Regions from separate parts of the Homo sapiens genome. Here region 1 is linked to region 2. A link is a contact called in ENCODE Hi-C data. All regions are on one chromosome and are shown on one strand. The core of a region is the stretch at or near the end of the contact, and the rest is flanking DNA. Distances in the headings are between cores, read along the strand shown. Region 1 holds the start of ZNF518B (zinc finger protein 518B). Region 2 holds the start of ABLIM2 (actin binding LIM protein family member 2).

Region 1 (6,764 bases), core at 2,151-4,650, 2.3 Mb before region 2:
TGGACAGTGCTGTTTTTGTCAAGTCATATAATATTCGGGAGCGGTAGAGGCCAGAGAGAATATAAAAGTGGGTAATGAAGCATGGAAGGAAGTTCAGAGCAAGAGAAAGGATGATCATGGAAAGCTCGTGGAGGCCTTCCTCTGAGCCCCAAGCTCCCCACTGGCAGAATTTGATGAAGGGCTCTCTAAGATCAGAGTCTGTAGACGCCTAGAATGATCTAAATCCACACTGCCTTTCCTTTTCTTCCTCAAAAGCGCCCACCTCAGGGCCTTTGTACATGCTCTCCTCTCCCCTGTTCTCCATCTTCTTGTGGCAGCTTCCTACTCGTGGCTTACAGCTCATCTCCCAAGTCCCCGTCATTGCATTTGTAAGGCTCGTGGTCCAGAAATGAATGTTCCCTGAGGGCTGAGCCTTACCCTGTTCGTCATTCCTCTAGCCTCAGCACCAGCCTGTGCCTGCACTGAATGGGCATTCATACATGGTCGGTTTTTTTTTTTTTGGTTTTTTTTTTTTTTTTTTTGAGACAGAGTCTTGCCCTGTTGCCCATGCTGGAGTGCAGTGGCTCGTTCTTGGCTCACTACACCCTCCGTCTCTTGGGTTCAAGCAATTCTCGTGCCTCAGCCTCCTGAGTAGCTGGGATTACAGGCGCCCGCCACCACGCCCAGTTAATTTTTGTATTTTTAGTAGAGGCGGGGCTTCACCATGTTGGCCAGGCTGTTCTTGAACTCCTGACCTCAGGTGATCTGCCCGCCTCGGCCTCCCAAAGTGCTAGGATTACAGGCATGAGCTACTGCGCCCAGCCCAATACATGTTTTGTTGAATGCATGAGTGAATGAATGAACGTTGGCTCCCAAATCTTATACTCAAGGACTGGTTCATGTCTTCCTTCTTCTCTCCTACATTAGGTAGTCATAACTAGGAGGGTGCATTGATTTCTTAGGGTGGCTGTACCAAACAAACATGTATTGTCTCACAGTTCTGTCGGCTCAGAAGTCTGAAATCAAGGGGTCCACAGGGCCATGCTCCCTCTGAACCCTCTAGGGGAGGATCCTCCCTGCCTTTTCCATCTTCCAACAGCCGTTGGTTTGTGGCTGTGTACTCCAATCTCGGCCTCTGTCCATGGCTTCTTCTCCCTGTGTGTCTCCATGTCTTCTCATGGCATTTTCTTCTCTGCGTCTCTTCACAGAGACACAGAATGGTGTCCCTTGTAAGGACACCATTCACATTGGATAAGGGCCCACCCTAATGACCTTGTCTTACATCTGTAAAGACCGTGTTTCCAAATAAGGTCATATCCATAAGTTGGGGGTGGGGGATATTAGCGCTTCAACGTATTTTTCTGGGAAACATAATTCAACTCGTGACAGAAGTGATCCACGGAATTTAGGCAAACTAAGCTGGGGGGTGGAGAAGAAGACATGAAGGGCAGACGTGTAGGGAACGTGTGATGATTCACATTTGCAAGCATCAAAAGACTTTTAGGGACATCAGCCTTAAAGGTTTCTGCTGAAGTAGTTTCTATTTTTCCTTGACCCTTTTTCAGGCTGTAAACACTCCATTTCCAGACACTCCACAAAGCATTTCATCTCCCTGAATTTGGGCTACTGAAGAGTAAGTTAACAGTCACTTCTATCTGCCAGGGACTGTGATAAGTCCTGACTTGCTTTCTCTTGTTTAATGTTGACAACCCCCTTGGGAGGAAGGACCTATTTTTCACTGAATTTTACATGAGAAACTGAGGTTCAGACAGGCTCACAACTTCTATGTGGCCGAACTGGGATTTATAACCAGTTCTCACTTCAGAAAAACTCCCAGGAGACCCACAGGTACCTTACATCAATTCTGTGTGACTTAAGAGGGCAGAACTGTGATGCATGAGTAGAAGTTATAAGGAGAGTTGCCTCTCCTTATAAAGTTTAGGACAATTTTCTAATGTCTAGACCTCAGATTCTCCAATACTTAGAATTAATAGTTTTTCCTGATGTGGCTCTGTTTGCCACTAGAGATTTTCAGGCAGTGGCTCCTAGTTTGGATTCTCAATGCCTTTCCCAACTTGACCCTACTCTTGAGGGAGACTTTGAACTCTCTGGCATATTCTCTCTGATAGGTGCTATCTGCACATAAATGTGTTTTTCTGAGAAGAGGTTCCTTAGCTTTTCTGAGCCCTAGGAGATAGAAAACCAGGACCCTAGCAGCTCCCTGATCAGGACCGAGGTTAGGAGCACTGCAGCCTAGGGCAGGAAGAAGGATTTGCTCTCTGGGCTGCTATTTTCTCTGCCCAGCTCCTGATACTTTAGTGGTGGAGGTTTTGCCCAGCTGCTGGACTTGTGGCTGAGCCTGTCTTCTTCAACTCCGCTTCTCCGTGTGGCAGTACTGCCCAGGCCCACATCTCCTCCGTGCAGCATACTGGCCGCTGTCCGTGCACGCCGACCTTTGGCCGCCAACAGGAAGGTGATGGAAACCAGCCTTGCCCCGCCCCCGCCTCCAGAGCTTTGAAATAAACTTTAGCTGTTCATCCCGAAGAAACTGTACTTCCCAGTGACGCTGCTCCCATGCCTCAACCTGCCCCTGCTGGAGAGCTGTTTCACTTTGTGGGGAGTCACTGATTGTGCGGGACCTGGCAATATGGTCTTCTTCTTTCCTCTTAGAGGCTCTATTCTAAATATGTCTTCCTTCCGGACCGTAGATGCAGGTGTATCTAGAGGGCAGTTGGCTCGCCCAAAATAGCACCGAAGTCCAGGAGGCAGGAAAGAAACTCTGGCATTAAATGAGCTCACACCCTCTCCAGACTCCCACAGTCATTGTCCCCTCTGACCCTCGCAACGCCCAACTGCTAGAGGAGGCTTTGCGCCTCACATACGACCTTCCCCGTCTTCAGAAATGAAGACACTGAGAGAGGTCAGGGGACTTTCTCGCCAAGGTCCAGCAGCTAAGATGTAAAGGAGTAGGGAGAGTCAGGATTTGTACCCAGGACTTCAAGGCCATCTCCTTCACTGAAGCTCTCCAAGAAGACGAGTTTGGAGGCTGAGGACCTGAGCTCCTCTTCTCTCGCTTTCACTCACCCACTGCAGGACTGCAGGCTCCAGGGAGGCAGGCGCCAAGGCCGCCCTCCGCGGGACCCGGTACAAGGCAGGCGCCCCGGGATGGCAGACTGGGCCAGGACCGAAGCCGAATCCTTCTTTTGCCTGCGGCATGGCTAAATGTGGACCTCGCTCGCTACGGTGCGAACGTGTTGGGTCAAGCTCTAAGCCCAGAAGTGGGGCTCGGCTGGGTCTGAGGCTCCCCGCTCTGGACAGCTTAGAAGCCCGGCGGGGGCGGGCGCAGCCTTAGAGACCTCAGGCGCCGGCCTCGCTGGAGCCGCGCCGCCGCTTCACATTGCGCACGCGCGGGGCTGGCGCGGGCTCCGCCCCCCGGGTAGGGACCTACAGCGGGCGCGGCGCCGGCGGTCTGCGGCCGGCGGTGTAGACGCCCCTTCGCCGGGACCTGGCACCCGAATCCGGCCTGCCGGGTAAGTAGCTGAGCGGGAGGGCGAGGGCCCCCGGATCCGCGTGTACGTGACCGAAGCGCCAGCTGCGGCCGGGTCGTGGGGGCGCGCGGGGCGGGGGCCTGACGGGGCCAGGCCGGGGCGGGTCGAGCGGCCGCGGCCCCGCGTGCCCGCGCTGAGGGCTGGCGTCGTGGCAAGTGGCACCGGGTAGGCCGAACGCGGGCTCCGGCTGGTGGGCGTGGGGCACCGGCTGGGGTGGGGGCCCGGGCCGCGGCTTGGCGCGCGTTGAGCAGGTACGCGGGCCTGGCCTAGGGTCGGGGTCCGGCCCGGCGCCCCCAGCTCGCCTTTGTGCGCCGCGACCCCGCGGACTCGGCCGACGCGCCGGGGCGACCGAGGCGGGGGTGGCAGCGTCCCGCGGGGCCGTTCGTGTGGCGCCGCTGGCCCGGCCTGCGCTCCCCGCCCCCAGCGTTATGAAGGATGCCTCCTCCGAGGGCTCCTACCGTCCGCGCCGAGCAGGAAGTGTCGTCAGGAGGCCATTTTTAAAGCCTCCTGCGGGCCTCGGAGCTGAGCGTTGACGGTTTTGGTTTTCTTCGGTTGGAAGAACCCCGGCCTTCCCTCGCGGCGAGCGGGACGCGCCTGGGAGACGACGATGCGCCCGATGCACCTGGCCTCGTCCTCCGAGCGCCCAGGCTCAGGCGCGCTCGCCTCGGATGCTGCCTGCCATCGGGGGAGCGTGCCGACAATAAACTCGAAAACCAGCCTGGCATTGTCTTTCCTTGAGAGGGTCAGGGGTGGGCTCGTCCATCGAGGTCCTGCGCATCTTTTACGGGGGGCGAGGACATAGGAGGTTGAGAAGAGATGGTGAAGGTTTGAATTGTTCCAAATGCTGATGTCATTGTGGGACCTCCCCATACCGGCCTGCCCGTCTTATCTTGGTGTCTTTGGGGTTTGGGGCTCTGTAAAGCCAAGAAATTGCAGGGTTCAAAAGAATGAAAGTTTCTTAACCAGAAAGGAAAAGCCAAAAGAGCGAACGGGAGAAAACACTTAAGTCTTTATAAGTTGGGTAGTTAATGTATCCCGTTACAATACCTCTGACTTTAAAAATTGTAATAATGAACGATTTATCAACGTAACATTAAAAAAAAAAACTACAGAGCATTATGTCCTATTTAAAAGTACAAATCTACGTAGCTAAACTCTAATGTTGTGTTAGACTCTTTAAACCATCTTAAGTTTAGACTTGAAATCACCAAGAATTAAGACAAACCTGGGTCTCTAGAAGCTTGCAGTACTCTTCTACAGTAGAGCAGAGACTGAGGATGGGAATACATCTCTTTTCTCTCTCTTGAGTCACATATGCAAAGTTCAGCCCAGCATATGATGTCAGTACACAGCCAAGGGTTCAGAAAATATTGTTTTAGAAACCAATGTTATATACTGTTGTCTCTTTGAGTAGAATACAAATAGTTCTTTTTTAAAATTGTGTGATATTGATATCTTTAACTAGGATGCAATTTTTAAAAGTTACTTTCATCTTGGATCAAATTTAGCCTTCAAAAATAACACTTTTTTGCGTAGACAGTTTGCTATGCTGATAACATTCATTGCAAATGCAATTTGAAAAGAGCAGACAAAGGATGGCATTCCTTTATTTATTGGGACTCCTTTCTGATGTATTATACCCGATCTGAAGATCTTAAAAATGCAAAATGGCAATTAAAAAAATCCATTTAGATCTCTAGAGATTTATTTGCCTTTAAGTAAGGGCATCGGGGCCAGTTTTTGTGCAAAAGGAAGAACAAAGAACATTTTATTTTTGTCTCTGTGAAGCCTGCTCTTTCATTCATTCATTCACTCATTCTTTCAACCAGTACGAACCTTATTGAGTGCCTTCCTTGGCCAAACCCTTCGCTATTGATCATGATAAACAAGATCCTTACCAGGGAGGGTTTCCCCAATCATGATTGTTCTCAAACTGCCTGCTGTCTACTGCATTTTCTTTGTTATGCAAACTCAGCTAACTGCAATTTCCAGGATTCATCCTTGGAGTGAAAGCAGCTACAGATCAGCCAGTCTAAACATTGTCATCATAGGGTGAGGGTGGGGAGGCATCAAAATCAACTAGGGAGAATTTTAAACCATATGCCTGAGCCCCACCCTAGGAAATGGTAACCTGATCTGCTAGGTTGCATGTGAGTCCTGGGAATCCTTTTTAAGTTCCGTGGGTGACTTTGCCATACACCCCTGCTTGAGAACCACTTCTGGGGCTCATTCCCCTTATCTTCAACACTCTGAGAAACCAAGGCTGTGCCGGTCCAGGACTTAAACCCAAGTGTTTGGCTTCTGTTGCAGGCCTCTTTGTGCAGCGCCTTGCTGACGCCCAGGGTTCTGATGTAGAAGCCTACACCAGGGCCTGAGGTTGTGAAACTCATGGCAGTCCACGCCTGAGAAGAGAAGGCCTGAAAGAGAAGGAAGAGCCCATGGGACTTGCCACGGTTTTGACTTACATCTGCAACTCCAAGGCTACAGGCAGGAAGTAAGAACAGTGCTCAAGTGGCAGCAGATACTGACTATGGCTTCATTTCACAGCTTCACACAGCAGGGTAGCAGAAAACAAAGAATGTAAGATTGGACCCAGTTGCAGCTGTTCACCAACTCTGTGATCTTCAAAAAGCCATATAGCTTCTCCAGACCTGTTAATCAGGGAAGAAGCAGATAACTGAAGGCTGGCTTTGAGAAGTTTCGAGGTAACATAGGAACCTGCTCATGCAGGCACTCTTTCCATCTGACTTGGGCCAAGGTGCTCCGTGATTGACAAGCAGCCAGCCTCTGGGAGAGCACTCTGATCAGATCATTGATAGAACATTCACTACTCTACTTATCATACCCATTTACTTATCTCCATCTTCTGTTAGACTCCTTAAAAACAGCAGCCCACAGCAGGTGTGGGGATAAAACAGTCCTGGGCAGTGCTCATTGTACTCACACTATGCCAGGCACTGTGCCAGGAACATTCAAATTTCTAAGAATCTACAAAGTAGATACCTCATTATACATCTTACAGAGAGCATCATTGGTGTTTCCAAGGTCACAGGGCTAGGCAAGGGTGGAACCCTGAGTCTGCTTGTCTGTTTGCCCCATGACAGCCCAGGGGTGGTGGCCTCACCCCACCTCCAGGCACCCACAAGAATATAAAATCTTGTACAAGGATGTCGATATTACTATTGCCATTCCCAAGTGCACCTGCACCTGTAGTATCAGGTGGTTTGCAGCCTTGGC
Region 2 (6,252 bases), core at 901-3,400:
CTAGAATGAATCTTGTGGCATGTGAAATGATTTCTTGTCTATCTTCTTCACTAGGACTAGAAAGCCCAGCACACTGAAGGTGTTTGAGAATCCTAAGGGGTATGTATGCACTGTGAGTTGAAGGATATAGAAACTGAGGCACACAGAGGGCAAGCAAGTTGCCTGAGGTCACACCTGGCCTGTAGTACCATGGACAGAGAACCAAGTCTGTTTCAATCGATTCAATTCAACCAGCAGATTCGCTGAAGTCCCAGTTCAGCAGACACGGAGCAGGAAGGAAAGAAAAGACCTGGCTCAAGCCCCACCCTGTCACTAACTTGCTGGGTGACTTGAGGCAGTATGTCTTTGGGCCTTGGTTTCTGCCCTTGTGAAAGAAGATGTTGGAACCACATGGCCCCGAGGCCCTTCCAGGTTGAGAACTGTTAAGGCTCCCCAGCCCCTTGTCCTGGGCTCTGGAACCAGTCTGGAATGGGGCACCCACATCCACCCTCTGGCTCACAGGGTCTTGGCAGAGAGGTGTGAGGGCTCCCTGCCGTCCTCACCAGGCTGTGTGGGGGAAATCATGGCACCCCTGGGAGGTTCTCAGGAGCCTTTGGAAACAGAGGGAGGAAACAGAGGCTGCGGGGGAGCCTGACCGAGAGCTCCTTAGAGGGCAAGTGGCAGCAGGGTGTACCTACGGCAGGTGGGTGCCTGGCCTACCTCTCAGGCTATGATCCAGGAGTGCCAGGTGCCAGCACTCTCCCCTCCCCTCTATCCTTCTCTCCGTTTATTCAACAGATATTTGCAGACTGCCTGCTCTGTGCCAGGCCCTATGTTAGCCACAGAGAATAATAATAGCAAAGCAAAGACATTTATTGATCTCAACTCACACTGGGTCATGGCACACATTAGTTCACTGATCCTTAGATCTGGCGCCCCCTCAATTACATGGCACAAGATCCCAGTGGACTGGCATGGGAACCCTGCGGCTGCGGGCAGAATCACCTAGCTGGGCCTCCTGGATTTCTAGGGTGTGTGGGGCTTGGCTGGTTCCCCAGGACTTCAGCTCCCCCACTGAGCCACTGTACTCCTGGCCTCCCATCCTGGCCCCTCTTGGGGGAGATGGCTGCTGCTGAGGGAGGGGGAGGAGTACCTGCTCCTGCCTCAGTGTTCCATTCAGTCTACATTTTCTGTGCCCAATCTTCTTCCACTTGTTGAAAGCATCTCCAAACAGCCCTGGCCCAAGCCAAAAGTCCTTGGCCTCTCTCTCCATGCCAGGTTCCCGCGATTCTGCATCCTAAATGCTCCTCCAGCCCAGGCCCTCCGCGCCTGGTGGGCATCCTTGTGTTTGCCGGCTCCTCCCGACCTCTCTGCAGCTCGCCTTTTGTCGCACCAGGCACACAGTGGGGACCCCTGCTCCTCCCCGTTCCCTGACTCCCTCTCCTGCACCCGCGTCCAGGCCCTGTGCTGGGCGCCTGATGTCACAGGGTAGCCGGTCACCGTGGAGGCTGGGGCCGGGGACTGCGCCGAAGTGAGCCGCGCCACCTCTCCCGGTGCACCCCCCAGCTGGGCGCCAGCCGGCGAGGAGCGACGGGAGCCTGGGGTGGGTGGCGAGGCGCGGACAGCCCAAGCCCGGAGGCAGGAAACCTGCGCACGAATCCCCACCAGTGCAAGCCTCGCCGACGGATGCGGGCTAATCCTGCCCGAGCACCGCCCCCGCCTCAGTTTCCCTCTCTGTAAACTGGTAAAGAAGAGTTGGCCCAGAAGGTCTTCAGGCGCCTTGTAGCTCGACTACTCAAGAAGAGCTGCACCAAGCTCGCTTTTCCCTGCGCCGCTCTCCTAGCGACTCCCGGATTCCGTGAGCGGCAGTCCCCACGTCGCCCCTCAGGCCGTGGCGACAGCTCTGCAGAGATCTAAGAACGATTGCGAAAGGCCTCAGCCGCCGTCGCCCGTCTGCGCCTGCGCTGGCCGCGAAGCGTGCTGGGACTTGTAGTCCGATCGCCCCGCAGCTGGGGAGCCAGGCGGAGCGGTGGCGTCGAGGTGCCTACACTTCCCAGGGTGCTCCCGGGCGGCAGCGGGGGCGCGGGGCGGGGCCGCCAGGAGGGGCGTGAGAGTGGGCGTGGCACGGGCGTGGCCTGCGCGCCGTGGGGCTGCGGCGGCGCTGCCTGGCGTGTGCGCAAGGAGCGGGCGCGGAGCCGGCGGGCGGGCGGAGGATAGCGCGGGCGCGGCACCTGCGGGCCCGAGGGTCTGGCTGTCGCAGCGCCGGGCCGCCCCGACTCCGAGCGGCTGCTGAGATGAGTGCAGGTGGGTGCTGGGGACCGAGGGACCAACGGGTCCCCGCGCTGGCTCGCGGCGCCGCAAGGGCTGGGTGGCATTCGGAGGCTGCACCTGCAACGCCGGGGAAAATCACCCAGCGGCTCCACCCAACTTTTGCTCCAGGATTTTGCAGCCCCGAGGGGCCAGAGCGCAGCCCTCTGCCCTGCGCCCGGAGCGCGTAGCTCAGTGGCGCGGGCCGGGGATCCTTTCCCAGCGCGCCGGCCGGCGTGGCTGCGCCAGGATGTCTGGAAGGCGCCCCTTCTTTGCTTCTCACGGGGGTCCGGGTTGTTCCAGGCTGCAGAAAGCGGTCAGGGTCCGCGCGGGGGCCTGGGGTCCGGGCGAAGGGCCGGGGCCCCAGCAGACCTAGGCACGCAGAGGTGAGATGATAGGCGGGGCTTTGCAGCTGGGGGCGCCGCCCTTGCGCCGCTCTGGCAGCGCCTGGGTTGGGGGCGTCAGGCCGACCCTCGGCGCCCAGGACTCTCCGCAGCAGATCTGGGGACCCGGAGCCCGCATGTGTCAGACCCGGCCCCGACCCGATCTCTGCGCGTCTCCAGCCCCTCGCCCCTGCGCGTCGCACCCCTGCCTTTCCCGCCGCACCCACCCTCCGGGATCTGACAGCCTCTGTGCGGGGCTGGAAAAATCCCACAGCGCTGGAGCCCAGCCGCGCCTTGTGCTGTTGGGGAAACTGAGACCTAGAACTGGAGCCCTTGGCGGTGAGCCCTGGAGGCGGCCTGAGGATGCCCGGATCTGAGAGCCTCCTGGGGCCCGCACCGGGCTGAGGGCTTGTCGTTGCATTCCCGGCAGGGAAGGGCTGTCACCCCATTTTTCAGGGTGTGACCCGAGGCGCACCAGGCTTGAGTCACTTGCTTGGCTCAGGAAGGGGGGGCGGGGATTCGAACCCCGGGCTCACTGACTCTTGTGCTCTTTCCTCTAAGCCTGTCGCGCCAGGGACTGCAGTATGGCCCTTGGCCATGGTGCAGAAACCAATGGGGACAGCCGCTTCCCCTGAGGGAGATCGGACTGGGGAGAGAATGTGAATTTAGTAAGAGCTTCCTGTGGGCTGTAGGCCTAGAAGGGGGCGGGGGCTAAGGGCCAGGGACTCCCCTCCCTGGGGAGATTGTCTCCCTCCCCCTCCAATCCAAGGAAGGAGGGACGGCGTTGCCGGGAGCCTTTGGGAGTAGCTGAGAGCAATGGCAGGCGGTTGGGGAGGTCAGAGGCAGAACCCTTTGGAAGAGGATTTCTGAAATGGCCAACCTAGTTATCTGGGAGTGGCTGGGGAGCAGGGCACCCTGAGACTTGGCAGAACCTCCAGACACATTTATCTAATGGCAGGTGGGGATAATGGCTGGGTGCACACAGAGTAATTTTATGCTTCTTGTGGCCATAATTGATACCTGTGGTCCCCCCTGTCATCAGGGAGAGCCTCAGAAGCAGTGCTGGCATCTCTCCTCTGCATCTGACGAGAAGGGGTGTGGGGGCACTGGGGCAGTTGGGGGCAGAGACTGGGGTTTGAACCATGGTGACTGCCTGGTGGTCTTAGGCATAGGTGGCACCTTCCAGAGCTTGGCTTCCTGACCTGTAAGAGCAGTAGCATTGGTTGCCTGGAGGGGACAAGGTACAACATGAAGAGCCCCACACCTGGGAGGCCCTCGGTAGTTTGGGATGGTCATTGCTGGGTGGCCAGCTCAGCTCAGACCCTCTGAATCAATCCAGCCCTTTGGAACTGGCAATGTGTGCTCTCCGGGCCACCTGTCGCCCCTGCCCAGCCCTGTCCCCAGCCGATGATGCGCACAGCAGGCATTCCACCCACACAGTGGGGGAGAGCAGACAGCATGGTCCCTTGTTCCTGGCATGTGGGCTCTAACGTCCGGCCACTGTGTATGTCTGGCAGGACAGGAGCTTCCATCATCAACAAGGGCAACAAGGGCAGGTCCCCTGTGGCCCTCCCCACACCCGCTGGCATTATTCCAGAGCTCAGCACTGGTAGGAGTGGCTGAGCATCATCTGGTCCAGTCTCCAGCTGCCCAAATGGGCCGAAGGCTTAGAGCCCAGGGCAGCCTGTCTAACCCTCGTGTGCTGCAGGCTCCCTGTTCCTTTGGGCTGTGTCCATGTCTTCAGTTCCTGACACAGGGCACCTCCAGGATGACCCAGGTGTGGATCGAGGCCATGCAGTTGCCTTACTTTTGTTGCCTGTTGATTTCAGGTGGCCAGAGCGATTGTTTATATAGCACATGGCAAGGTGGAAGGAGATGGCATCCCATACCAGACAGGCCTGGATCCGAATCCAATGTCCTAGCTGTGGGGCGCCCCCTGCCTCAGTTTCCCCAGTAGTATGGCCGGCCAGTCCACACATGGTGAGCCCAGCAAGTGACAATCAGTGTGGTGTAGCTTCATCTCACTGCAGCCCATGTGGTCACAAGGGGACCAGTAGGGGGTGGGGTTGAGGAAGGTACCTGAGCTGGGGCAGGGGGTGGGGTGGGGGGATTCCAGTGCCAGGTCTGCCACCAGTGGGCACCAGATCCTTGAGCAAGGCCTGTGCTCCTTCTGAGCCTAAATATCCTCCTGGGCAGCTGCTGGCCTGGCAGATCAGATTCCCCCAGGTGGACAGAGGCTCCTGAGGGGTTGTGTTAATTTGCTCCATAACAAAGTACTAAAGACCAGGTGGCTTAAAGAGAAGACACTTATTTTTTTGCTGATTCTAGAGGCCAGAAGTCTGAGATCAAGGTGTCAGCTGGGTTACTTCCTTCCAAAGCCCCTCTCCTTGGCTTGTGGACGGCCGCCCTCTCCCTGTGTCCTCGCCCCGTCTTCCCTTTGTGTGTGTCTGTGTCCTCGCCCCGTCTTCCCTTTGTGTGTGTCTGTGTCCTCGCCCCGTCTTCCCTTTGTGTGTGTCTGTGTCCTCGTCCCGTCTTCCCTTTGTGTGTGTCTGTGTCCTAATCTGTTCTTATGAAAACCCCAGCCAGACTTGGTTAGAGCCTACCCTCATGACCTCGTTTCACCTTAGTGGTCTCCTTAAAGGTCCTGTCTCCATGCATAGTCACATCCTGGAGTACTGGGGGTTAGGACTTCAGCATATGAATTTAGACAATTCAGTCCATAACAGGGGTGCGGGGCCAAGGGCGGCCTTGTGGCTGGCTCAGCCTTCTGTTTCCATGCTGCTCTTAGGATCATGGAACTGGAAGGGACATGAGGAATGTTCCAGCCCAAACCCACCCACCTGCACAAAGGGGGAAACCAAGGTTTAGGGAAGGAAAAGCAGCTGTCCAGGGCCAAGGAGAGGATGTGGCAGAGCCCGAACCTGAGCCCTAGTCCCCAGACTGTGGACGGTGCAGATCCTAGTATTTGGAACAGAGACACATTTCTTCACCTAATCCAAGAATGGGCAATGATGTAGCCACAGAAACATTCATCTCAGACTTACTAGTAACAACAAAATGTTAGAAACCACCAAACCGTGGAAGCCAGTGATGGAATATGAGCCATCTGTTCCATCTCACTCACTCGTTATTCAGCAAAGATGCACAAAATGCCTACTATGAGCTGATACGGTCTGGCTGTGTCCCCACCCACATCTTACCTTGAGTTGTAATAATCCCCACGTGTCAAGGGCAGGGCCAGGTGGAGATAATTGAATCACAGGGGTGGTTTCCCCCATACTGTTCTCATGGTGGTGATTAAGGCTGGCGATAGCTGGTGGTTTTATAAAGGGCAGTTCCCCTGCACACGCTCTCTTGCCTGCTGCCATGTGAGACGTCCCTTTGCCCCTCCTTCGTCTTCCGCCATGATTGCGAGGCCTCCCTAGCCATGTGGAGCTGTAAGTCCATGAAACCTATTTCCTTTACAAATTACCCAGTCCTGGGTATGTCTTTATTGGCAGCATGAGAACAGACTAATACGTGAGCCCACGCTGCTCCAGGCCCTGGGATTCAGCAACAGACGAGAACAACCCAAAATCTATGT

The links. A loop is a pair of places that touch in the nucleus more often than their neighbours do. Pooled maps may share reads with other maps.
Region 1: a loop to region 2 is called in a map with no recorded cell type, with 19 times the contacts of the local background. The contact joins the promoter of ZNF518B here to the promoter of ABLIM2 in region 2. A Hi-C loop is called at or near these places in 2 of 37 single-sample maps with no recorded cell type and 5 of 50 pooled maps.

Annotation. Positions count from the first base shown.
Region 1 is chr4:10,454,062-10,460,825 of GRCh38, reverse strand. ZNF518B (zinc finger protein 518B) reads left to right here and starts at 3,400. Exons shown (of 3, transcript NM_053042.3): 1 at 3,400-3,509; 2 at 5,838-6,021. RefSeq lists a silencer at 3,285-3,924 and enhancers at 4,055-4,214, 3,477-4,292, 4,275-4,334.
Region 2 is chr4:8,154,711-8,160,962 of GRCh38, reverse strand. It overlaps ABLIM2 (actin binding LIM protein family member 2), which reads left to right and starts at 2,150. Exons shown (of 21, transcript NM_001130083.2): 1 at 2,150-2,283. The coding sequence starts at 2,274. RefSeq lists silencers at 1,544-1,603, 1,944-2,433.